Linked DNA regions of Homo sapiens: regions 1, 2, 4 and 5 are each linked to region 3. A link is a loop called in an ENCODE intact Hi-C map of the cell type or tissue named here. Cell type or tissue: heart right ventricle. All regions are shown on one strand.

What was found. A loop is a pair of places that touch in the nucleus more often than their neighbours do. Peaks named below come from ENCODE experiments on the same cell type or tissue, not always from the same donor. Only the 100,000 strongest peaks of a DNase experiment are listed, where the experiment ranks them.
Region 1: a loop joins it to region 3, with 6 times the contacts of the local background. A loop is called at or near these places in 65 of 110 quality-filtered maps.
Region 2: it touches region 3 in a loop (6-fold over the local background); 76 of 110 quality-filtered maps call a loop at or near these places.
Region 4: a loop joins it to region 3, with 4 times the contacts of the local background. A loop is called at or near these places in 63 of 110 quality-filtered maps.
Region 5: it touches region 3 in a loop (8-fold over the local background); 77 of 110 quality-filtered maps call a loop at or near these places.

The regions. Positions count from the first base shown.
Region 1 is chr1:28,782,232-28,787,231 of GRCh38, reverse strand. No RefSeq gene overlaps it. Among named protein-coding and RNA genes, the nearest start is that of OPRD1, 27 kb to the left of the region's middle. RefSeq lists an enhancer at 1,437-1,486. In heart right ventricle, CTCF peaks have their summits at 1,762 and 1,964 (motif pointing left); a DNase peak (open chromatin) is centred at 1,931; H3K4me3 peaks cover 578 bases.
Region 2 is chr1:29,041,936-29,046,935 of GRCh38, reverse strand. All of the region lies in intron 11 of EPB41 (erythrocyte membrane protein band 4.1), which reads right to left. Among named protein-coding and RNA genes, the nearest start is that of TMEM200B, 79 kb to the left of the region's middle. In heart right ventricle, no CTCF peak of the experiment used is centred here; a DNase peak (open chromatin) is centred at 3,116; H3K4me3 peaks cover 408 bases; H3K27ac peaks cover 1,026 bases.
Region 3 is chr1:29,200,353-29,205,352 of GRCh38, reverse strand. MECR (mitochondrial trans-2-enoyl-CoA reductase) reads left to right here. Exons shown (of 10, transcript NM_016011.5): 5 at 2,120-2,222; 6 at 3,308-3,410; 7 at 4,764-4,837. Among named protein-coding and RNA genes, the nearest start is that of SRSF4, 21 kb to the right of the region's middle. RefSeq lists a silencer at 2,232-2,321. In heart right ventricle, a CTCF peak has its summit at 2,286 (motif pointing right); a DNase peak (open chromatin) is centred at 2,332; H3K27ac peaks cover 1,212 bases.
Region 4 is chr1:28,792,903-28,797,902 of GRCh38, reverse strand. No RefSeq gene overlaps it. Among named protein-coding and RNA genes, the nearest start is that of OPRD1, 17 kb to the left of the region's middle. In heart right ventricle, no CTCF peak of the experiment used is centred here; no DNase peak of the experiment used is centred here.
Region 5 is chr1:29,031,382-29,036,381 of GRCh38, reverse strand. EPB41 (erythrocyte membrane protein band 4.1) reads right to left here. Exons shown (of 21, transcript NM_001376013.1): 9 at 3,137-3,289; 10 at 459-556. Among named protein-coding and RNA genes, the nearest start is that of TMEM200B, 90 kb to the left of the region's middle. In heart right ventricle, a CTCF peak has its summit at 2,335 (motif pointing right); no DNase peak of the experiment used is centred here.

The sequences.
Region 1 (5,000 bases), 420 kb after region 3:
TCACCAGGCTGGAGTGCAGTGGCATGATCTCGGCTCATTGCAACCTCTGCCTCCCAGGTTCACGTGATTCTCCTGCCTCAGACTCCTGAATAGCTGAGATTACAGGTGCTCACCACCATGCCTGGCTAACGTTTGTATTTTTAGTAGAGATGGGGTTTCACCATGTTGACCAGGCTGGTCTCGAATTCCTGACCTCAAGTGATCCGCCTGCCTTGACCTCTCGAAATGCCGGGATTACAGGCATGAACCACTGCGCCCAGCCCAGACTAATTTTTGAAATTTTTATACAGTCAGGGGGTCTCACTTTGATGCCCACACTGGTCTTAAACTCCTGGCCTCAAGCAATCCCCCCTCTTTGGCCTCCCAAAGTGCTGGGATTACAGCATGAGCCACCACACACAGCCTGAAAACACTCTTAAAGTATCAGCAAAGACCTATGATTTAGCAAAGAAACCACCTAGAATTCATGATTCATTCACTCAAGTTTATTGAGCCTCTACTATATGCCTGACACATAAATCTCAATTGAATAACTTTCTTCAGACCCTTCTGTATGCATTGCATTAATTTCATAAGACCGTTGTCCTTTCATTGCCTAGGCATGGTGGTTCACACCTGTAATCCCAATTCCCAGAACAGCCTGGGCCACATGATGAAACCCTATATCTACAAAAAAATACAAAAAATAGCTGGATGTTGTGGTGGGTGCCTGTAGTCCAGCTACTTGGGAGACTGAGGTGGGAGGATTGCTTGAGCCTGGGAGGCAGAGGTTGCAGTGAGCCGAGATCACGCAATTACACTTTAACCTGGGTGACAGAGCCAGACCTCATCTCAAAAAAAAAGAAAAGAAGAATGAATGTTGTCCTTTCATTAAAAATGTGAGGCTGGGCTCAGTGGCTCATGCCTGAAATCCTAGTACTTTGGGAGGCCGAGGCAGGCAGATCACTTGAGGTCAAAAGTTTGAGATCAGCCTAGCCGACATGGTGAAACCCCATCTCTACTAAAAATACAAATATTAGCCAGGCATGGTGGCATGTGCCTGTAATCCCAGCTACTCGGGAGGCTGAGGCACAAGAATCGCTTGAACCTGGGAGGCAGAGGCTGCAGTGAGCCGAGATCAAGCCACTGCACAGCCTGGGTGACGGAGGGAGACTCTGTCTCCAAAAAAAAAAACAAACAAACAAACAAAAAAAACAAGAAGTGAGGTCTCACCAGAACTTTTTATTTAATCTCCCACCAAACTCAGGATAACCCAGCCATCCTTGACAATTCATCATTCCCCCAGTTTCCCATGAGTCTGTTACCTCTACCCAGAATGTCCTCCAACTGGATAAATTCTCCTTATGTTTAGGCCCAGTTCAAATGTCATCTCTGTGAACTTTCCCCAAATGCCTCAAACTTAATCCTCCTTCCTCAGGGCTCCTAAGGGCCAGAATAGCACTTGTCTTCCCATATAGCGTTGGTGTCTCTGTGGGGCTGCAGTCTCCCTGACCCAGCTGTGCCTCTTCTTCTTCTTCTTTTTTTTTTTTTTTGAGACGGAGTCTCGCTCTGTTGCCCAGGCTGGAGTGCAGTGGCGCAATCTCGGCTCACTGCAGGCTCCGCCCCCCGAGTTCACGCCATTCTCCTGCCTCAGCCTCCCGAGTGGCTGGGACTACAGGCGCCCACCACGTCGCCCGGCTACTTTTTTGTGTTTTTAGTAGAGACGGGGTTTCACCGTGTTAAGCAGAATGGTCTCCATCTCCTGACCTCATGATCCGCCCGCCTCGGCCTCCCAAAGTGCTGGGATTACAGGCGTGAGCCACCTCGCCCGGCCGCTGTGCCTCTTCTTATAAGCCCGTAATAAATTTTTCAAAAATCACCCAACTCCACTCCCTCCCCGGGTCAAAACGGGACTCTGTGCCCAGACTGCAAGGCTCAGGCTGAGCAGCCATCTCAGAAAATACTTCTGTACTGCCACCTCCTGGCAAGATGGGGTATGACAGCTACTGATTCTGGCTTTTCTGGAGTTCTCTCAACTCCTTGTATTCTTTCATTCATTCGTTCTTTTGTTCCTTCTGTGCCAAACTCAGGTTATCTGGTGAGCCAGACAGACCTAGTTCCTGACCTCAGGGAATTTAGAATTTAGAGCAGAAGACACATTAGGAACTGGAATGTTATGGGAGCTATGATCCTGAATGTTTTGAGGCCACAGGAAATGGGGTGGCTTTGCCTATATCTAAAGCTGCCACCCCAGAGGCCATGACTGGGGTATAGTCTGAGCACGACATTGCCCTGCTATTTTGGCTACTAAGACTCTCACTTGGGAAGTGCATCTGTGACCAGGCCTGTCCTCCATATCCACCCTCTACACATTCTCCTGTGATGTTTTTTGGGGGACTCTGTCGCCAGGCTGGAGTTCAGTAAGGCGATCTTGGCTCACTGAAACCTCCACCTCCTGGATTCAAGCGATTCTCCTGCCTCAGCCTCCTGAGTAGCTGGAATTACAGGCACTTGCCACCATACCCGGCTAATTTTTGTATTTTTAGTAAAGACGGTTTCACCATTTTGACCAGCCTGATCTTGAACTCCCAACCTCAAGTGATCTGCCTGCCTCAGCCTCCCAAAGTGCTGGGATTACAGGCATGAGCCACCACACCCGGCCCTTTGTCATGTTTTTTTTTTAACATGATAACAACGGCCGGGCTTGGTGGCTCACGCCTGTAATCCCAGCACTTTGGGAGGCCGAGGCGGGCGGACCACAAGGTCAGGAGTTCAAGACCAGTCTGGCCAACAGAGTGAAAACTCTACTAAAAAACTACAAAAAAGGTGGGGCACAGTGGCTCATGCTTATAATCCCAGCACTCTGGGAAGCTGAGGTTGACAGATCACGAGGTCAGGAGTTCGAGTCCAGCTTGACCAATATGGTGCCCTGTCTCTACTAAAAAAACTACAAAAATTGGCCAGGCATGGTGGCGCGCACCTGTAATCCCAGCTACTCAGGAGGCTGAGGCAGGAGAATCGCTTGAACCCAGGAGGCAGAGGTTGCAGTGAGCTGAGATCATGCCACTGCACTCCACCCTGGGCAACAGAGCAAGACTCCATCTCAAAACAAAAACAAAAACAAAAAAAATTAGCCGGGTGTGGTGGTGTGCGCCTGTAATCCCAGCTACTCAGGAGGCTGACGCGGGAGAATCGTGTGAACTGGGGAGACAGAGGTTGCAGTGAGCTGAGATCGCGCCACTGCACTCCAGCCTGGGCTACAGAGCGAGATTCCGTCTCAAAAAAAAAAAAAAAAAAAAAAAAGATAACAATTAAGAAAAACAGTACACCATACTAAAAACAACTCAGCATCTCTCTCAGTTCCTCTGAATGGCTGGGTCCTGGAATCCATTTCATACCTTCTTGAAGTGAGCTGGAAGAGACCTTCACTTTCATTTATTCATTCTGTAGATAAGCATTGAGCATGTATTAGGTACTAGGCATTGTGTTAAATGCTGAGGGGGTAACAGTGAACAAGAAAGCAAATGGTGTATACTCTCATGAAGTTTATGTTCTCTGTAGGGAGAGAGAAAACAAAGTAAGTACACAACTTTTAAGTATTTCTTGTTAATAGGTGGTACATAATGTGATCCAGAATGCAAAAGGATGCACAATGAAAAGCTCCCCACTCTTACCCCAGCCGCCTAGTGCGCCCCCATAGGGCAAGCAATGTTATCAGTTTCCCCTGTAGCCATCCAGATATAACATATACATGTACAAGCAAATGTATTCTCTCCCTCATTCTTGTTATACAAATGGTGGTATTTTATACACTCTGTGCTGTACTTTGGGTTTTTTCCACTTACCAATATATCTTAGAAAGCATTTTTTTTTTTTTTTTGAAATGGAGTCTCACTCTGACGCCCAAGCTGGAGTGCAGTGGCGCAACCTCGACTCACTGCAAGCTCCACCTCCTGGGTTCACGCCATTCTCCTGCCTCAGCCTCCCAAGTAGCTGGGACCACAAGCGCCCACCACCACACCCGGCTAATTTTTTGTATTTTTTTAGTAGAGACGGGGTTTCACCGTGTTAGCCAGGATGATCTCGATCTCCTGACCTTGTGATCCGCCTGCCTCGGCCTCCCAAAGTGCTGAGATTACAGGCGTGAGCCACTGCACCCGGCCAGAAAGCATTTTATATCAATACATGGATTCTTACCTTTTGTTCAGTTGTATAGTATCCATTGTATGAGTATTACATGATTTAAAATAATGTTACAGGGCCGGATGTGGTGGCTCATGCCTGTAATCCCAGCACTTTGGGAGGCCGAGGCAGGCGGATCACAAGGTCAGGAGATCGAGACCATCCTGGCTAACATGGTGAAACCCCGTCTCTACTAAAAAAATACAAAAAATTAGCCGGGTGTGGTGGTGGGTGCTTGTGGTCCCAGCTACTTGGGAGGCTGAGGCAGGAGAATGACGAACTCAGGAGGCGGAGGTTGCAGTGAGCCAAGATTGCGCCACTGCACTCCAGCCTGGGCTACAAGAGCGAAACTCCATCTCAAAAAAAAAAAAAAAATCCCAGCTACTCAGGAGGCTGAGGCAGGAGAATCGCTTGAACCTGGGAAGGAGGCTGATGCCATGGCATGGGTAGGGTGACAGCAATGGGGGTGGAGAAACACTGGCGATGTGGGGATTTATTTTGGAAGTGGAGCTCACAAGACATGCTGATGGGAGTGGGTTAATCTCACAGATCATGCAGCCCAGGTCCCTCACTTCCCAAACAGGCCAAGCCTAACGACTTGCTTGTCACAGGTCAGAGCTCTGTAGTGGTGGATCCTGGCCTAGAATCCAACGTTTCTGACTCCCACATCAGTGTTCTTTCACTTTAGTGAAGCAGAAGGAGTTGGAATTTGAGTAGAAACTGTAATCTTGAAATTCTATGCGCCAATAATTACTGACATATTCCTTTTTGTTGTTGTTGGGCAGCTTTCTGTTGGCTTTCTTGACTCCCTGCCTCAGGGTAGAAAGACACAGATCTGG
Region 2 (5,000 bases), 160 kb after region 3:
TTATGAAAATAGTTGTAGAAATCCTAAAACAATAAAAAAGAAAAGAGTATTACGACCAATTCGAACTTACTCCAAAAATTCTTAGGTCGTTTAAAAATTGAAAGTAAAAATAATATACCACATTAACATAAAAAGGAGAAAAATCATTTTATTATATCAACTGATGAAGTAAAAAGCATTTGATAAAAGTAACACTAATTCACAATTAAAATGTGTAGGAAACTAGAATGACAACTTCCTTATATGATAAAGAAAATACCATATAAGGAAGCTTGATGAAATACTGAAGCTTTTGCCCTAAAATTGGGAAAGATGATAGTTATTAATGCTTGTATTCAGCATTACATTGGACGTTCTAGCCAGCAACAAAGCAATTAAAGAAATTAAAAATGCGAGATGGAAAGGAAGACATACAACAATCATTATTTTCAGTTGATGTTGAGTACACAATAATGTATACCCCAAATAATCCACAGATAAACCATTAAAATTAATAATAAATTTTTTAGGGCTGGGTGTGGTGGCTCACGCTTGTAATCCCAGCACTTTGGGAGGCCGAGGTGGGTGGATCACGAGGTCAGGAGTTCGAGAACAGCCTGACCAACAGGGTGAAACCTCGTCTCTACTAAAAATACAAAAAATTAGCCGGGCATGGTGGTGGCGTGCACCTGTAATCCCAGCTACTCAGGAGGCTGAGGCAGGAGAGTCACTTGAACCCAGGAGGCAGAGGTTGCAGTGAGCCGAGATAGTGCCACTGCACTCCAGTCTGAGTGACAGAGTGAGACTCTGTCTCAAAAAAAAAATAAAATTAAATTAAAAAAAAATTTTTTTAGTAAGATTACTGAGTATAAGGTCAAACTAGAAAAATTAATTGTATTTCTATGTACCAAAACAATTGAACAAAAAATAAAAAATTTAGGATACCATTTATTTTATTTTGTTTTATTTTATTTTATTTTAGAGACAGGGTCTCACTCTGTTGCCCAGGCTGCAGTGCAGTGGCACAAGCACAGCTCACTGCAGCCTTAACCTCCTAGGCTGAAGTGATCCTCCTGCCTCAGCCTTCCATGTAGTTGGGACCACAGGTGTGCACTACCATGCTCAGCTAATTTTTTTTTTTTTTTTTTTAGAGACAGGGTCTTGCCATGTTGCCCAGGCTGGTCTTGAACTCTCAGACTCAAGCGATCCTCCCACCTTGGCCTCCCAAAGTACTGGGATTATAGGCATGAGGCACTGCAACCAGCCAAAAACCAAAAGATACCATTTAAGATAGCAAACGATGGCTGGGTGTGGTGGCTCACTCTTGTAATCCTAGCACTTTGGGGAGCCAAGGTGGGAGGATTGCCTGAGCCTGGGAATTTGAGACCAGCCTGGGCAACATGGCAAGACCCTGTCTCTAAAAAAAAAAAAAAAAATTAGCTGGGCATGGTGGCATGCACCTGTAGTCCTAGCTACTTGTGAGGCTGAGGTGGGAGGATCACCTGGGCCTGGGAGACTGAGGCTGCAGTGACTTGTGATCGCTCCATCGCACTCCAGCCTGGATGACAGAGTGAGACCCTATCTAATAATATTAATATAAAATAGCAAATGACATCAAATCTGTAAGAATAAATCTAATGAAAGATGCACAAGTTACCTACACCAAAAATCACAAAACATTACTGAGAGAAATTAAAGGAAACCCAAACAAAAGGAGGGTTATAGCATGTTTGTGAATCAGAAGACTCAATATTATAATACCAATTATCTCCAAACTGATCCATATAATCAACTAAATCCCAATAAAAGTATTAAGACTTTTTTAGTGGAAATAGAAAATCTGATTCTACAATATATAAGATAACGCTAAGGGCTAAAAATAGCCAAGATAATCTTAGAGAATATTGTTAGAGAATTTAAACACTTATAAAAGCTAGAATAATTAAGATAGTGTGGTATTGACACAAGGGTACACAAAGATCAATACAAGAGATTAGAGAGACCAGAAATGAACTCCCAAATTTATGGTCACCTGATTTATAACAAAGGTGACACTGGAATGCAGTAGGGAAAGAATGGTATTTTATTTTATTTTATTGTTATTTTTGAGACGGAGTCTCACTCTGTCATCCAGGCTGGAGTGCAGGCGCGATCTCAGCTCACTGCAACTTCTGCCTCCTGGGGTCAAGCGATTCTCCTGCCTCAGCGTCCTGAGTAGCTGGGAATTCAGGCATGTGCCACCATGCCCAGCTAACTGGCTAATATTTTTGTATTTTTAGTAGAGACAGGGTTTCAACATGTCAGCCTGGTTGGTCTCGAACTCCTGACCTCAAATGATCCGCCCGCCTCAGCCTCCCAAAGTGCTGGGATTACAGGTGTGAGCCACCACATCCAGCCAATATTTATTTATTAAATACACTGTAGCAAGAACTGTGGTAATTACCATGAAAAGTTAAGACCATACATCTTAAAAAAAAATTCAGAATATAAATGTAATAAGGCAGTCAAGATGTGATTTCTGTAAAGCTTTCTAACTTGTTCAAGGTACCAAAGCTCATTAACACTTGACTCTTTGGTTATCTTTGCTATCAGGAAAAGACAATACATCAGGCATAGTATCTATATAACCATGAAACTCCATTTAGCAAGGAAAGCCATGGAACATGCTATCAGACAGACCTGGATTTTTGTCATAGTTTGCAACTTACTGTCTGTGAGATGCTGAACAAGTCACTTAAACTTTCCAACCTCAGTTTTCTCACCTGAAAAATGGGGATAAAAAGATAATTCCCCACACATAAGGTAAACTAGAAGTAAGGTGATTTACTGGACAAGGAGGGAGATGCCTGATATTGTTATCTGAATATGGCAAAGACATGAAGATTAAATGATTATGCCTCAAACTTAACTTATCCACAGTAGGAGTTTTTATTTTCCATATCCCCAACTCTGCTACTCTCCCAGATTTTCTCATTCTACTAAATGATTAAGCCAAGCAATAAAACTTGAGTTTCTTTTCCTTATCATCTCCAATACTTAATTTGTCAGCAATTCAGTCAGCCCTATCTCCAAATGTATCCCTGACTACTTTTCCCTGTCTTTGTTGCCAACACTCAAGTCCAGGCTGTCCCAGACTCTGCAACAGCCTTCGCCCTGCTTTTCACTGACACTTCAATGGACTATTCAGCTGTCAGCGATCTTTTAAAAATGGGATTCAGATTGCATCACTCCCTCTAATAGCTTCCCAGTGCAAATGAAATACAATCTAAACTCTTTACTGTGACCCACAAGGCCCTATACAATCTGGCTCCCACCTACTTCTCCGACCTCACTTATTTTGTACTCCTCGCCCCTTCATTTTCTGGAATCTAGACCTATGCTGTCTGATATGTGAGCTACACACCACATGTGGCTATTTAAATTGGAATTAAAATTCCGTTCCTCAGGCACATAGCCACATTTCAAGTTCTTAGCTTAGCAGCTATTGGCTGCTGAACTGGATATCACAAAATGAAAGATTTCCATCAGCACAGAAAGGTCCATGGGACAGCACTGCTCTAGACACATGGCAAGCTCATTCCTACTTTCAGGACTTTGTACTTGCTACTCCCTCTTCTGCAAGGCTCTTTCCCCAGATTTTGAGATGGCCGGCTCCTTCACATAATTCAGGTCTCAGCTCAAATGAAGCTCCTCAAAGAAGCCTTCTAAATTAGATTGGACCATCCAATCTGAAATACTCCTTAATTTCCCCCATCCCCAGATAGTCTATATCCCTCATCCTGTTTTATTTTCTCCACAGCATTCATCACCATCTGAAATTATTTTGTTTTATTCTTCTTTGTTTCCAATGACAGAAGGTAAGCTCCATGAAGGCAGAGACTATGTTTGTGTGCTCACGGCTGTATCTCTAGTGACTGGAATACCATCTGGCCCATAGGAAAAATTGTTGAACAAAGTAATAAATATGTATCTGAAAGAACATGAGTTTTGGAGTTAAACCAACCTGAATTTCACTCTTAGCACTTCCATTTACCAGATGTCACGTCTTATGAAAAGTCATTTTAATCTCCAAGCCTAGTTCATAGTGTTTTCATGAAGATTAAGACAAAGCATGCAACATGCCTTGTATTGTTACTATTAAAACAGCCCCTCAGGAGAGTAGAAAAACACCAAAAAAAAAAAAGTTGGGGGGTGTCATGTCTATAATCTCAGCACTTTGGGAGGCTGAGGCAGGCAGATTACTTGAGGCCAGGAGTTCAAGACTAGCCTAGCCAACATGGTGAAACCCCATCTCCACTAAAAATACAAAAATTAGCCAGGTATGGTGGCACATGCCTGTAATCCCAGCTACTTGGGAGGCTGAGGTACGAGAATCACTTGAATCTTGGAGGCGGAGGTTGCAGTGAGCTGAGACTGTGCCACTGCACTCCAGCTTGGGTGACAGAGTGAGGCTCTGTCTCAAAAAAAACAAAACAAAACAAAACAAAAAAAACAAAAAAGCATGACTCACAGTATGGAAGCACAAAAGTCCTACTGCTTAGGTGATCTTTTTTCCAAATGTGGCTGACCCCTTCCTGATTCCTCTAAATTAAGGACATATGCTCTCATAATGCCTTGTTTCTTCCACTATGATGAATATTATAATATCCTCCATTAGGTTAAGAATTGAATGAGGGCAGGGACTCTCACTATAATATCTCTTGCACCTAGCTCATTACCTAGCACAAGAGATGACTAAACTATGAAACCAAGAGGAACATTGTAAAAATGATCTTTTCACATTCTATTATAAAATTTCCTCACATCATGGAAAGAAATACTTGCTCAATTAGTAGGGAACTTCCAAATGGTGACTATGGCTGCTGTACAATGGTCTACATATCTCATGAGAGGGTCTGCATACATCTACAAACCAGAATATAGTAGCATGGTTCCAGATGATACAAATGTTACAGCCAGAAAAACAGCATCTTAATGATAGCTAACATTTTGTGGGGGGAACTCATTAAGTGGCAGCCATT
Region 3 (5,000 bases):
AATTAGCCCGGCGTGGTGGCAGCGCCTGTGACCCCAGCTACTCAGGAGGCTGAGGCAGGAGAATCGCTTGAACCCGGGAGGCGGAAGTTGCAGTGAGCCAAGATTGCACCACCGCACTCCAGCCTGGGCAACAGAGCAAGACACCATCTCAAAAACAAAACAAAACAAAACAAAACAAAAACTAACCCTTGAATGATGAGAGGCTGGGCCAGTTTTCCACTAATTCTCACACCCCATTGTTTAAGGGTCGCCCTAAGGGCATTAACCTCCTGGGCTGCCTCTGCACACCATGCACATCCATGCACATCCGTGAGCCGCAGTGGCTGTAGAACTCACCCAAGCCACCTCTCATACCAGCGAAGAAACTGAGGCCCACAGTTGTTGGAGTGTGATGAAACATGGTGCCCAGCCACTGTCCAAGGCCTGGCTGAAAGCCGATGCCAGTTCCCACAAGAGAAATATAGGTTTCTTGCAACTATGGCAGATGGTTCCTGGGAGCCTTTGGTGGAGAAAGCCAGTGGCTGTGACCAGGGACCTTTGCTGGAGTCCTAGTGCAGCAGACACTTTGTTTGCTTGCATCCCATGCCCTAAAGCCACCTCCCATTTAGGCTGCAGCTGTAGTAACAGATCTAGGCATTTCGACGCTGCCCACCCTAAGTACCCACTGCACACCTCTCCACTTTCCTGCCTCAAGGCTGATATGGCCTGAACTAGATCACTGTTGAATAAACTTAGGATCTTGACACATGGTAAGAATTACATTTTATATTGTGATCAGTTTATACAAATAGGAATATATATATAATGGAAACCAAAGTTTCGTGAAATACCCTTACTATGTGTGACATACTCTGTTATTTTTTATTCTCTTCTCAATTTTAACTTTAAAAAAAAAAGGTGCTTGCAACCAACTAGATTGATTCATAATCCACTGGTGGGTGACAACCTGTACGTTGACCCCTGGTGAAGACGAGTGGGCATTCTTCTTCCAGGAAGTCCTCTATCTCTAGTTTCAGCCCGTTGTGTGACAGATCCCTGCTGCCTCTCAAAAACCAGATAGCATTTCAAATTCAACAAAGCACTTTCCCGGACACGATGCATTTGACTCTAATCGGGGGCACTTTTTTTTTTTAATAGAGGGAGTCTCGCTCTGTCACCCAGGCTGGAGTACAGTGGCGCGATCTCAGCTCACTGCAACCTCCACCTCCCGGGTTCAAGCGATTCTCCTGCCTCAGCCTCCCTAGTAGCTGGGATTATATTTTAAGGGAAGGAAACTGAAGTTCACAGAGGTCATGACTTGCCCTGTCTGTTTAGTTACAATCATTGGTGAAACTGAGACTCATGCCCAGATCTGTCTCATTCCAGAGCCCACATTTTTCCCAGCATGTCACACCGCCTTCCCCAATGGCCAGGTCCAAAGCTAAACCTGGGCTTTGCCACAGAACTGTAGGACCCTGTTTCAGGGGCTGCCAGTTTCTCCAGCGCAGCTGTAATCCCATTTCAAGGCAGTGCACCTTTATTAAACACTGCAGAGAGGAATAGGGCATGACCCTTCCCTCTCAAGAAGCTGCAAGCTGTTGATAGAAATGGACCTATATACAATGAAGTGTAAGATGGGGCAGACCGTGGTATGTGCATTAATACAGATGCCCACAGAGCACTGTGGGAGCACATAGAGGGAACAATCCAGGAAGGCTTCATGAAGGCTGCACTTGAGCTGCGCTTCAAAGGATCTACAGGATTTCAATAGGAAGGAAGAGAGAAGGAGGGAAACATTGCAAACCAAGGAAATAACCTAAGTAAAGACTTGAGGACATAAAAGTTGGGAGGATGACGAAGGCTATAAAATATTTTACATAGCAGGGCAGGGTCTAAATTATATCCAGTGTAGATGCTGAGTTGCCAAGTCCTGGGAGGCATCGTGAGTGTTGTGGAAGTTTAGGAGGCATTAGGAGAACAGTGAGAAACAGTGGAAGGTCTGAGAAGACTCAGCAGCCAGGTCCTGGGTCCCTGTTGAGCCTGAGGACTCCCTTGCCTACAGAAGGATCCCCGGCTGGGAGCCTTTGACCTATTGCAGATCTATACAGGGCTTGATTTGGTTCTCTTCCTGGCTCCACAGGGGATTCTGTCATCCAGAATGCATCCAACAGCGGAGTGGGGCAAGCAGTCATCCAGATCGCCGCAGCCCTGGGCCTAAGAACCATCAATGTGGTCCGAGACAGGTGCGTGGGGAAGGAGGCTTCATCCCAGACCATGTCTTGGGTCTTTCCCACCTCCCATCCCTGCGGTGCCCAGTTGTCCACCAGAGGGCGCCCTTGCATAAGCATAAACTGGCTTTAGGCATCGCTAACAGTTGGCGGCTGAAACAGATGAGTCAGTCCTAAGAAATGAAGTCCAGCTGGCTTTTGGCGATAGGATGAGTGAATCTGACATGTAAAGAGAGGGCAGGAAGGAGGTGGAGACTGCCCTTACTGAATAGCTAAGACTTTCTGAGACTCTTGGCTTGTGATAACCTCATGTTTTCAAAACCCCAGTTGATATTTGGGAATGATTTGAGCTGTATTATTCTTTCTGTGAACTGTCTAACCCAAGGCCCCTTTACCCTTGCTTTTGTGTGGTACTTGGAAGTGCGCTAAATACAGACGTGAAGGAGACAGGGGCAGGTTTGTCATCTGTCTTTTACAGATGAGGAAACTGAAGTTTCAGGGAGCAGCTTGCCCTGGAAGACACAGCAAGTCAGTAATAGACTCGGTTTCCTCACTTACTCTCTTTCCATCATATCGTCCAGTTTCTCTAGGCCTCACTGTCCATGAATGTGGCTGTGGCTGTCATGGAAGCCCACTCTTAGTATAATCGACACCAGCTTCAGTTCCTCAGTTGTACTCGCAAAAATAATTCCATTTGCCTTAACCAAAGAGACCCAGAGCCACTCCTGGTCTAGACTGTGTATGTCCAACACTCTGAAGAACCACTTGAAAAGAGGGGGGAAGTGGAGTTTGTCCTTTCAGTAGAAGAAATCAGGAAGTTAAGTGACTTCTCCCTGGGCACAGATGGCTTCTAACACTATTGAGCTGTCAGGGCCTGTGAAAACCACCCAGTCTCACTCTGTTGCCAGTGAGGAGACAGCCAAGAGCTATTGAAGCTGCATGAAATTAGGTGGCTGGTCCCTGCTCAAGCCTGGCTTAAACCTAATCCCAGCTTCCTGCAAAAAGAAGCACGGGTTCTCCCAGCTGTGGCAGAGAGGTCCTGGGGGGCTTTGGTGGAAAAAGCTGGCAGATGTGACCAGGGACCTATGTTTGGTTTCCAGACCTGATATCCAGAAGCTGAGTGACAGACTGAAGAGTCTGGGGGCTGAGCATGTCATCACAGAAGAGGAGCTAAGAAGGCCCGAAATGAAAAACTTCTTTAAGGTACCTAGGAAGAGGGACATTGCCCCTCCAGTCCACGCACATCTCCCTGAAGAAAGTTGACATGCATTAGAGAAACTGGGGACTGGCCCCATTGTTCCTCTCTGGAAACCTCCCTTTGCCTCTTGGTTGGTTAAAGCCCATTCCCCCTAGCCAGGCGGCAGGCAGCACGCATTAAGTGCCCAGATGCTGGGAGGGAGGCATGAGAAACAGAGTTTAGGAAACCCAGTATGACTTGCAGTTTAAACGTTTGTGGTGGGCCGCATCAGCCCACATGTGTGACTCTTAGAACTGGCAGGAGAGGACCTGAGGAAACAGAGACACAGAAAGAGAAAGAAAAGAAGTAACCTTTCCCAACCACCTGCCTTACATTTTATCTGATGATTTCCACAAAAGCTTTTCAAAGGAACTGTTATCTGTTTTACAGATTAGGAAACTAAGACTCAGAAAAGAGGAAATGCTTAACCAAAATCATATAGTTTATAAGGGCTCCAGAGAGTCAGAGCTGGCCTCAGTCTCTCCGAACTCAAAGCCTCTTAACCTTCCAGAACCTCCACCCCACAACATGCCTAGTAAGTGACCAGACCCTCAGCCCCTTTTCACTGAACCATCTGGAGGAACCAAAGACACACACTCAAGAGCATGCGCTTCTTGCGAACATTTCTGAAGCAGTAGATCAGCATATATAATATCAGCTGAGTCAAAGAACTGAAAAGGGGGGCACACAGGGAGCTGAAACCCACCAAACTGCATGCAGATGCCCTTTGCCTATTCTTTCCCAGAGAAGATGAGTTCTGCCAGGTCCTAAAATGGACAACAGGATTAAGTTGCTACAGAAAAGGCCCTTCTTGGCTGGATGAGGTGACTCATGCCTGTAATCCCAGCACTTCGGGAGGCCAAGGCAGGCGGATTGCTTGAGTCTGAGAGTTTGAGACTAGCCTGAGCAACATAGTGAGACCTCTGTCTCTACAAAAAAACATTTTTTTTTAATTATCTGGTCATCATGATACTCATCTGCAGTCCCAGCTACTTGGGAGGCTGAGGTGGGAGGATTGCTTGAGCCCAGGAGGGTAAGGTAGCAGTGAGCCATGATTGCACCACTGCACTCCAGCCTGGGTAACAGAGCGAGACCCTGTCTTAGAAAGAAAAAGAAAAAAGAAAGAAAAGACACTTCCTAAGCAGAGAAAAAGGTGAGTTCAAAGGCATAAACACACACACATATACATAAGTACGTGCACGCAAACAAAGGCATAAACATCTCATTTACTCCCTCCTTTTAACACAGCACTTGGGCAAGCTTCAGACCCCATATGTAGAGCGGGGATGCTCCCTCACTGCACTTTTGTTGTTTTCCAGGACATGCCCCAGCCACGGCTTGCTCTCAACTGTGTTGGTGGGAAAAGCTCCACAGAGCTGCTGCGGCAGTTAGCGTAAGTCCCTTGGGCCTGCAGGTCCAGCTCGCCAGAGCTCTCCAGGTCTTTAGCTGGGAGGACCATCAAGTGACTGAGTCCCATCGCCAGTTCGAGCCAAGTCCAGGTCAGCACAATGTTGAGTGGAAACTAGGACCAAAGTCATCCAGCTATTTGGGCACTG
Region 4 (5,000 bases), 410 kb after region 3:
AGAGACAGGGTTTCTCCATGTTGGTCAGGCTGGTCTCGAACTCCTGACCTCAGGTGATCTGACCGCCTCGGCCTCCCAAAGTGCTGGGATTACAGGCATGAGCCACCACGCCCAGCCGCACACAGCTTCTTATGAATGCATATTTTTCTGGAAATGGAGGAAAGTTCCTAAATTCTAGGTCTCAGTTAACACCAGGCTGTGCTGCCCTGGGAGTTACACACCCCAGCCATCAAAAGGATGCAGAGCAGAGACTAAAATTTCAGCAGAGTTGGGAAGTAGGGCTCAGAGATAACCAGGCCCATGTAAGCCCCCTGGAAATACAAGCAAGTTTTGAGGAGGGAATTGGAATTTCCACTGGGCACAGAAGGAAGGGTTCAAACCCATCTTCTTTCAATCTTAAAACCTCCGGCTGACTTCTGGGTGACCGGCATACGAATGCACAAGAAAACAAAGTGGAGAAAGCTTGACACCCAGACGCCATCAGGGGCTATTTCTGAATGAGGGAACAGCATGTGATTTTGTTTACTTTTTAAAATATCTTTGTGCATCTGTCTAAATCTTTTACAATAAGCAGAAAAACAAATCCAGCAAAGTTATTTTCATTTTGCAACATACATAAATAAATCCTTGCCGTCAATCTGGCGGAAGTGGCCAAGTGGCAGGTCCCATCTCACTAAGAGGGGATGGGAGAGAGACAGGAGAGAAGCGGGACTTGTTCGTCCACTGCATTTGGAAACGTGATTCATTTCGCACTTTAAGCTGCCATGAAAATGAAGACAGCGCCAAGGGAGACTTGCAAGAGTTGCCCATCTCTCTGTCTCCCTCCTACTCTCTCTCTCCCCTCACCCTTGTCTCTTTCCATAGCAAGTGTGAGAGCGGCCCCAAGTGTCCTGTCCTTCTCTCCAGAGAGCTCACGCCTGGCCATTTGCCTACCAGACCCAGAGCTGCGTCCCGGTTGCTCTCAAGTCCAGGAAAGTTAACAAGGCAGTGTCCGCTCCCACCTTTCTCCCTCCCAACTCCATGCCAGGCCTTAATCAAGTTGCTACAAGGCTCTCGGTCACAGTCACAGTCACCTTTGCCCAGAGAGGGAGTTGCTATTCTTCCCTTCATTCCCCAAGGCAATGTGTGCCACAGGCCAGTTCCAGGGGTGCCAGCTAACAAGCCTTGCTGACAGCTTGACGTCTTACAGGAAAACTCAAATGTTGATATCCAAAAGCCCCTCCTCAGAGACCCTGCTGTCCCCCCAGCCTCCCACCCTCATGTCAGCGGAGGACTCCCTGCTCACATCAAGCTCTTCCGTTCCTGCCCTTTCTTCGCTGAGCCCAAACTGCCCCACCCCATTTCCCGGATCTTCCAGAGAAAGAAAACCACAACAACATCTGCAACCAAAGACAAACAAACGACAAAAACTACTAATAACCAAACAACCTTTCCACCCAGAAAGATGCCCTTTACCTCATTGTGCAAAGCAGTTTAGCTCTTTTGGCCTCAATTTCTCCCACCACATTCACTCTGGGACTTGCATTGCATAACGAGAAGGCCAAGTAGGTATGTTGTCCAAAAATAGGCAGTTTTCCACCAGGATGGAATCTGGCTGCATATAGAAAATGCAATGCTGCCAGGCAGCTTTTTTTTTCCTTAGTTGAACATACATAACAAATTCTACCATTGCAGGCAGGTTTTTAAAATAGGACTTTTGCCAGACGCGATGGCTCATGCCTGTAATCCCAACACTTTGGGAGGCTGAGGCAGGCAGATCACTTGAGGTCAGGAGTTCAAGACCAGCCTGGCTAACATGGTGAAACCTCGTCTCTACTAAAAATACAAAAAATTAGCCGGGCGTGGTGGCGGGTGCCTGTAATCCCAGCTACTCAGGAGGCTGAGACAGGAGAATTACTTGAACCTGGGAGGTGGAGGTTGCAGTGAGCCAAGATCGTGCCACTGTCTCCAGCCTGGGCGACAGGGACTCCATCTGAAAATAAATAAATTAATTAAATAAATAGGATTTTCCCCATCCCTGCTACATTATGAATAAAAAGGGCAAATTAAGTCTAAGGAGAATATGAATGGCAGCGGGGGTGGGAAATTGTTTGCCAGGCAGGTGGCTTCAAGTGCCCAGGAGGTGGCATGCACTTCTCCTGGGCACCCCCAAGTTACAGCTTCTGCTTGCCTGATGACTGCCCAGCTGGGAGTGACTAGCGGTGAGATTGCAAAATTGTGTTGAGGCCCTACTGCAGAGGCCTGAAATGCTACTTGGTTGACTATATGCATCTTTCTTTTTCTTTCTTTTTTTTTTTTTTAGACAGAGTCTCGCTCTGCTTCCGAGGCTGGAGTACGGTGGCGCAATCTCGGCTCATTGCAAGCTCCACCTCCTGGGTTCAAGCCATCCTCCTGCTTCAGCCTCCCAAGTAGCTGGGATTACAGGTGCCCACCACCAAGCCCGGCTGATTTTTGTATTCTTAGTAGAGACAGGGTTTCGCCATGTTGGCCAGGCTGGTCTTGAACTCCTGACCTCCAGTGATCCGTTCACTTCAGCCTCCCAAAGTGCTGGGATTACAGGTGTGAACCACCACACCTGGCAACTATGTGCATCTTTCTAATCCATGAGGAGCCACTGAAGTGATCATCTGACGTGAGGGTGAGAAGAGCAAGGGAAGAGTCCCAGGGTGGGGAAATGCATTAGGAGAATGGCAGGGAACTAGCCAGGGTCCAGGTTCTGGCCATACAGGGTAGGGAGATAGAACGGAGACTCTCATATAAATACTACACCCTAGGCCGGTGCGGTGGCTTACACTTGTAATCCCAGCACTTTGGGAGGTGGAGATGGGTGGATCGCTTGAGCTCAGGAGTTCCAGACCAGCCCGGGGTAACATGGCAAAACCCCATCTCTACAAAAAATACAAAAATTAGCGAGGTGTGGTAGCACCGCCTGTAGTCCCAGCTGCTTGGGAGGCTGAGGTGGGAGAATCACTTGAGCCCGGGAGGTGGAGGTTGCAGTGAGCCAAGACTGCACCACTGCACTCCAGCCTGGGTGACAGAGGGAGACCCTGTCTTAAGATAAATAAATAAATATTTGTTTATTGTATTTATTTATATCAATAAATTATATAAATAAACTATTTACATGCACATAATTAAATTATTAATTATTCATTTACATTAATAATATTTATTTATGTATCTCATATATATGACATGTGTACACCAGGGTTGGAGAGAAGAGCCCTAATAGAACAGAGGAGACGGAGCTTCGTTGCTGGCACCGTGTCTCCCTGGTTGTGTGTCCTCAGCAAGTTCCTTCCCTTCCTTTCCCCAAGACTCCACGTTCTCATCTAAAGTCTCTTCAGATGCTAAGAGTCCATGTGCAGCTGGGGAGCCAGGCTAAAGGAGAGGGCTCCAGAGGGGCAGCTCAGCTCTGGGCAGGGGGCAGCCATGGTGGGGAATGGGAAGCCCAGAAATAGCTGAGGGCAGTGGCAGGCTAGGGCAGGGGGTGGGGAGCTGGCACTTGACATCTTTGTCCTCACCTGTCCGAAACTCCACTTCCTCATCACCCAGTCAGTCCCTAACACTTCGCAAACTGGCCTCAGCCCCAGCACACTCTTGATGCTGCCTCCTCTGTGGCTGCCAAGGACCCAGGCCCCAAAGCGCTTTCTTGGTTTCCATTCCCCTCAGTCTCTCTGGTACGGCTGACACTGTTGTTCCCTACGTCAGCTGGCCTCAGTCCAGGCTTCTCCTGCCTCTCATAGGTACCAGGTTATTATTCCTAAAGTGCAACTAGCAAATCTCATTCTCTTACTCACAAACCTCCAGTGGGTCCTTACTGCCATGGGTTTAAGTACTAACTCATCCCGGAAGCACGCTCTGCACAATGTAGCCTCAACCTACCTCCCCAGCTGTCTCTCCCCCTTCTCCCTTGCACAAATTGTGAACCCCAGCTGTACTCTCAACATTCTTTCTGACCTTTCTGCCTTCGCTCACCCAGTGATTCTCTCCTGAAATCTCCTTTCTCTGCTGGTCAAATTACTTTCCATCATCAAGGTCCATACTATCTCTTCCTTTAAGGAAGATTTTAAAAATCTGTCTTGAGGCCTGGCGCAGTGGCTCACGCCTATAATCCCAGCACTTTGGAAGGCTGAGGCAGACGGATCACTTGAGGTCAGGAGTTCAAAACCAGCCTGGCCAACATGGTGAAACCCTGTCTCTACTAAAAATACAAACATTAGCCATGTGTGGTAGTGCATGCCTGTAGTCCCAGCTACTCGAGAGGTTGAGGCACGAGAATCACTTGAACCTGGGAGGCAGAGGTTGCAGTGGGCTGAGATCGTGCCACTGCACTCCGGCCTAGATGGCAGAGTGAAACTGTGTCTCAAAAAAAAAAAAAATCTGTCTTGATCATTTCCAAACTTAACCATAAAATAGTTAAGCTGCAGAACAAAGACACTATAAAAAACATGGGTTTACACAAGCCTTCTTTGATTCCTGCCTGTTTTCTAACCCTAGTTCTCCAGTTTTCCCTTTGACTCAGTGAGCTGTTTGATAACCTCCCAATCCATTCCTTCTCTCCTTAAACTACCCAGAATTGGTTTCTGTTGTTTCCAATCAATAACTGTGACTGGTACCCCTGCCTCCCTCCTGGATTGCTATCGAGTGAGATGCTGTCTATACAGGTGCTTTGTGAACAGTAAAACCCAGCAGAAATGTGATTTATCATATTCCACTCTGTATTTCCCCCAACCATCGCCTCCCATCATCCAGCCACCTCCAACAGAAGAGAACCAGCAAAAACAACTCAGAATCACATTAGCCAAAGGGAATGAAGGGCCAGAAGAGCTAGCACTGAGGCCCAAAAATAGAACACTCATGTTACACTTGATAATTACCTCCCTGACTATGACTTTTGCAATTACATAAGCCCAAACTTTTTTTTTTTTGCATTGTAAACAGATAGCAAATAATCTCTAAAACCACTTACTGATGATTCCTGACTCCATTAACGGAAA
Region 5 (5,000 bases), 170 kb after region 3:
AGGCTGAGGCAGGAGAATCACTTGAACCCGGGAGGCGGAGGTTGCAGTGAGCCGAGATCGCGCCACGGCACTCCAGCCTGGGCAACAAGAGCGAAACTCCGTCTCAAAAAAAAAAAAAAAAAAAAAATCACACGTGGAGGTAAGTGAGGGTAACTCCCCTTAATCGGACTGACTTTAGCTACAATTAATGCAATCCCAGAGTCCCTGGTAAATACAGGTTCCCATTCCTTACTCCTCTCTTCCTTCTACCATACACAGACAGGTGCTTTGGAAATGTTGAGGCATACTTTTCAACCCAAAGGGAGAGAAATGGATTCATTTTGTCTTGCTTAAGATGATCTCACCTGAGCTAAATAAAAGAGTGCCAGTCATACAATGAAAGGAATTTTAATAGCAGGCTTAAAATAGAAACGTTATAAATAATTTATCCTTGAAAAATACTTAAGTGAGAATAATACCTGAAAAACGTGTGATGTTCTACACAGACTTTCCATAATTTCTTAGCTGCTCGGTAACTGGGAAGTTTGAATCCGATGGTACTTTCATACTGCTCTTGCTACAAAAACACAAATAAACATGGGACATGAAGTATTACATGTGATACAGTACCAGATTACAGTGATACAGTACCAGAGAAATATGGTGCCACAGAAGAGGCCATTGTTACCAATTTAAGGACATAAAATGTCATTTGGAATTTTTTCCTACTTACTGAAAGAAATTCACTCACTGAGGGTGGCTTTTTCCAAAGCAAGAAAGCCAGGGAATGCATCTCATATAATTTAAGCTTTTTTTTTTTTTTCCAGAAAACACACACACATTCATTATACATTTTTCTGAGACACAATTAAGTCACCTCTTGATTGTCCAGACACTGCTTTTCCTTAGTCACTATCTGCATTTGGGACACTGTTCAATGAACAGGGAATGGGATATTGACCAAGTCCTCCAATCAATCAATATTATTATGCAATAGAAATTAGTAATAGGAGCTAAAGATTTTAGTTCAAGCCAGATTTTTAAATCAATTTTTTAAATTGACAAATAAAAATTGTACATACTTATCATCTACAACATGTTGTTTTGAAATATGTATACCTGCCAGGCACGGTGGCTTACGCCTGTAATCCCAGCACTTTGGGAGGCCGAGGTGGGCAGATCACAAGGTCAGGAGTTCAAGACCAGCCTGACCAACATGGTGAAACCTCATTTCTACTAAAAATACAAAAAAAATTAGCCGGGCATGGTGGCACGCGCCTGTAATTCCAGCTACTCAGGAGGCTGAGGTAGGAGAATCACTTGAACCTGAGAGGTAGAGGTTGCGGTGAGCTGAGATGGCGCCACTGCACTCCAGCCTGGGTGACAAAGCGAGACTTCTTCTTCCAAAAAAAAAAAAAAAAAAAAAAAACAACAAACAAACAAACCCAAGAAACACGTATACATTGTGAAATGGCTAAATTGAGCTGATTAACATATGTATTACCTGACACACTTATTATTTTTTTGTGGTGAGAAAACTTAAAATCTAGTCTCTTAGCAATTTTTCAAGAGAACAATACATTGTTATTAATGATAGTCACCATGTTGTACAATAGATCTCTTGAACTTATTCCTCAGATTCTTGAATCATTAAATATTTCTTTTTTCCTTTGATTGATCATTAATTTATCTAGATTCCTCTTATACTGAAGCAAAACATATTCTCCCAGGGTTACTAGAAACACTGTCCTGCTGACCTCTTGCCTCTTTATTTCTACTTTAAGCATATTTTATAAGATGGAAAGGAAACTGACATTTATTTTGAGTGCCTACTATTGCCAGTAACACTATGATTAGATAATATCATCTATATTTTTAGACATGAAGAAACTGAGGTCAGAGAAGTTATTTGCTCAGACTGACAGCTATGAAATGACAGAACCAGATTTTTACCCTCTTCACCATACCATGCCACTGCTAAATCATCTACTGCTGCCACAATACTTTTTCTCAAAATCCTGTTGTTCCTGATTGCCTTCTAAATAAGAATTCTACATTTTTAGAAGCTAAGGATTTCCCATTTTCATATTAACGTGTGTGAGGGATGAGATTCTAATTTGCTGTTATATTCCTAGTCCCTAGAATAGTGTCCAACACAGGAAAGCTCTCAATAAATATTTGTTGATTGAATAACTCTTGAATTTGAAATTTTAAGGGAAGACACTGACTGCTCTGTGCTAGGCATAGGTAAAATAATTATGGTACAAAATAAATGCTTCTATGGTAATCCCTATCCAAGATTTTTAAGGCTCCACATCCAGAATTTGCAGGCACAAATAATTAGCCATTATTCACCAGCAGATGGTGATATATACACACAAAAGCCACCTTAGGTTAGTATCATTTCCTATATAGAACTTACACAGCTGTCATCTCATTTGATCTTCAAATAACTATGATGGAGAAGGTATTATCCTGCCCAAATGACAAGGAAGCTGAGCCTTAGATTTGTCCAGGTCTTTTGCTTAGTATGTGGCAGAAAAGAAGTCAGAACTTTTTAAAAAACTTTAATTCCTACTTAAACAATTTTATGCTATTCCATAATGGCTCTTCAATACAAAAGTTAAATTTGGCCAGCATTAGTATATCCCCAAACCAACTAATAAATGAATTAACTGGTACAAAGTTGAACATCCAACTCTTATTAAAAATCTAGAACTTGGCCCTAGAACTCACTCTCAGTAACCACGAGAAGCTATGCATACAAATAAATTTTAATTATATGAGATAAAGGATTGGTGATGCCAAACATGAGTAATTTATCCCTATAAATAATTTTAAAATCTCATGCTACTCAATTTAAAAATATTTTTCCATTAAGTTTTTGCTTGGCGTAAACAAGGAACAAATGTATCAGTCCAAGTTTAACTTTTTGCAATGGTATATTTACTTACAAAAAGTGAAATGTCCAGAAGACCAGTAGTAAGGAAAAGAAGTAGCATCACAGGACTGATCAACTTAGAAAACGGAATTATCAGCCCTTCAATAGTTAACTATAGAGAGACTTCTCAGATGACTTAATAAGGAAAATGGAAATGTAGATATTTCAGATACAGACTGTGTCTGGTTTGGGAGGAAGGAAATATAAATTCTGTACCTCTCCAGGCCGAATCTTGATGAAAAAGCTACTACGTTTATAAGAAATCTTCAGCACTTTGGGCCAAGGGAAGCGGTTAATTCTCAGCTTATCTTTGTAAACCAGAAGGCCACTAGAGCAGACACCTAGGATGATATCTACTCCTTCCAAGTCCTGAAAAAGAAAAATGTTAGGATTTCAGTCTGGAGCAAAGTACTCAATACACTGTTGACTATTACTAGATAATCTGAAGATAACAACCAAAAACAGTTACAAAACATACAATGAAAAATAAAGCTCAGCCTAACAGTTATAATTTATGGACCTATTATGTTTAAATCAGCAGTCATGACTTCCTGGAGAGCAGGGCTTAGAGCTATGTATACTACCAAATATACACGCACAATTATTAATTCTTGTTTTTTTATGATAAAGTGTTAACAGCTCCAGAAATGATGTTAAATGTAGGAGTTGACTCTATTCCTATATAAACTCAGCATAAGACAATCTTAGGTTCTTAAAATTGATGTTAAGTATATTAAATTAAAAATATGATCCCTAAGTCAAGAAGTTACATTAAGGCACAATGAAATCATATTTATATGCCTCTTTATTAAAGACAACTTTAAAAAATTAAATATGTAATATTAATCATCTATGTCTATAATTCAAAGAAAATAAATTTCACCTAAGTTAGTCCCTACAGCTAACAGTTTGTTTAGCTAAGTAATCAAAACACAAAGTTAAATGCTTCTTGACTACTCTTTCCCCCAAAATGAGTATAGAGAAATATATTAGTGCCTACACGTGTTATAACAGAGAAGCAGGAATTACATACAGTTCCAATTCAGTGACTATGTAACTGAGAATTTCCCAGAAGATGCCCTCTTAAATTTTTAAAGCTTGTGGGTATAACTACATTTCACTTTGGAGAAACAATTTGCTTTACAATATTTGGGAAGGGAACATGCTGCCTGACTCCATCAATACCTGAATTGACACCAGCTTCCAGCAGGAATTGTGAAGCAAAATCTAACCATTTCAGTTTTAGAAACATACCTAATCTGATGTACTGATCTTCCTACAATATACTTTAGAGATTCATAGAAGTTGTAGTACCCAGCCCAAAATAATCCAGAACAACTTTTTTCTTTTTTTTTTTTTTTTTTAAGACAGAGTCTCAACTGTCACCCAGGCTGGAGTGCAGTGGTGCAATCTAGGCTCACTGCAGCCTCTACCTCCTGGGCTCAAGCAATCCTCCCACCTCAGCCTCCTGAGTAGCTGGGACCACCAAAGGCACGTGCCACCATGCCTGACTAATTTTTTGTATTTTCTATGGAGACGGGATTTCACCATGTTCCCCAGTCTGGTCTTGAATTCCTGAGCTTGAGCGATCGGCCGCCTCAGCCTCCCAAATTGTTGGGATTACAGGTGTGAGCCACCACGCCTGGCACTGGACCTCCCCAGCAACTTTAGTAGCTGAAGAAGAGAGAAGTAAGGAGACTTTCCTTAAGGATTCATTCTGTTAGGCTGTATTAGGTAGAACTAGGATTAAAGCTCAAGTTTCCAGGGCCCTACCCAAGTGGTTTTTGAATGAGCCACTGTGGTTCATTCAGTGTGCATCAGAACAACCTGGAGAACTTAAAATGGATTGCTGAGCTCCACCTCCAGAGAGTCTAACTCAGCAGGCCTGGGATGGGGCCTGAAATGTGCATTTCTAACAAGTTCCTAGGTGATGTTAAATGTTGCTGGCTCAGACACCATACTTTGAGAACCACTACTCTAGGCCAGTGGTTCTCAGATTCAGGCATGAATTAGAATCATTTGGGTGCTCATTAAACCAAGACATTCTAGAACCTCGCCTCCAAATTAATTCCATACATCT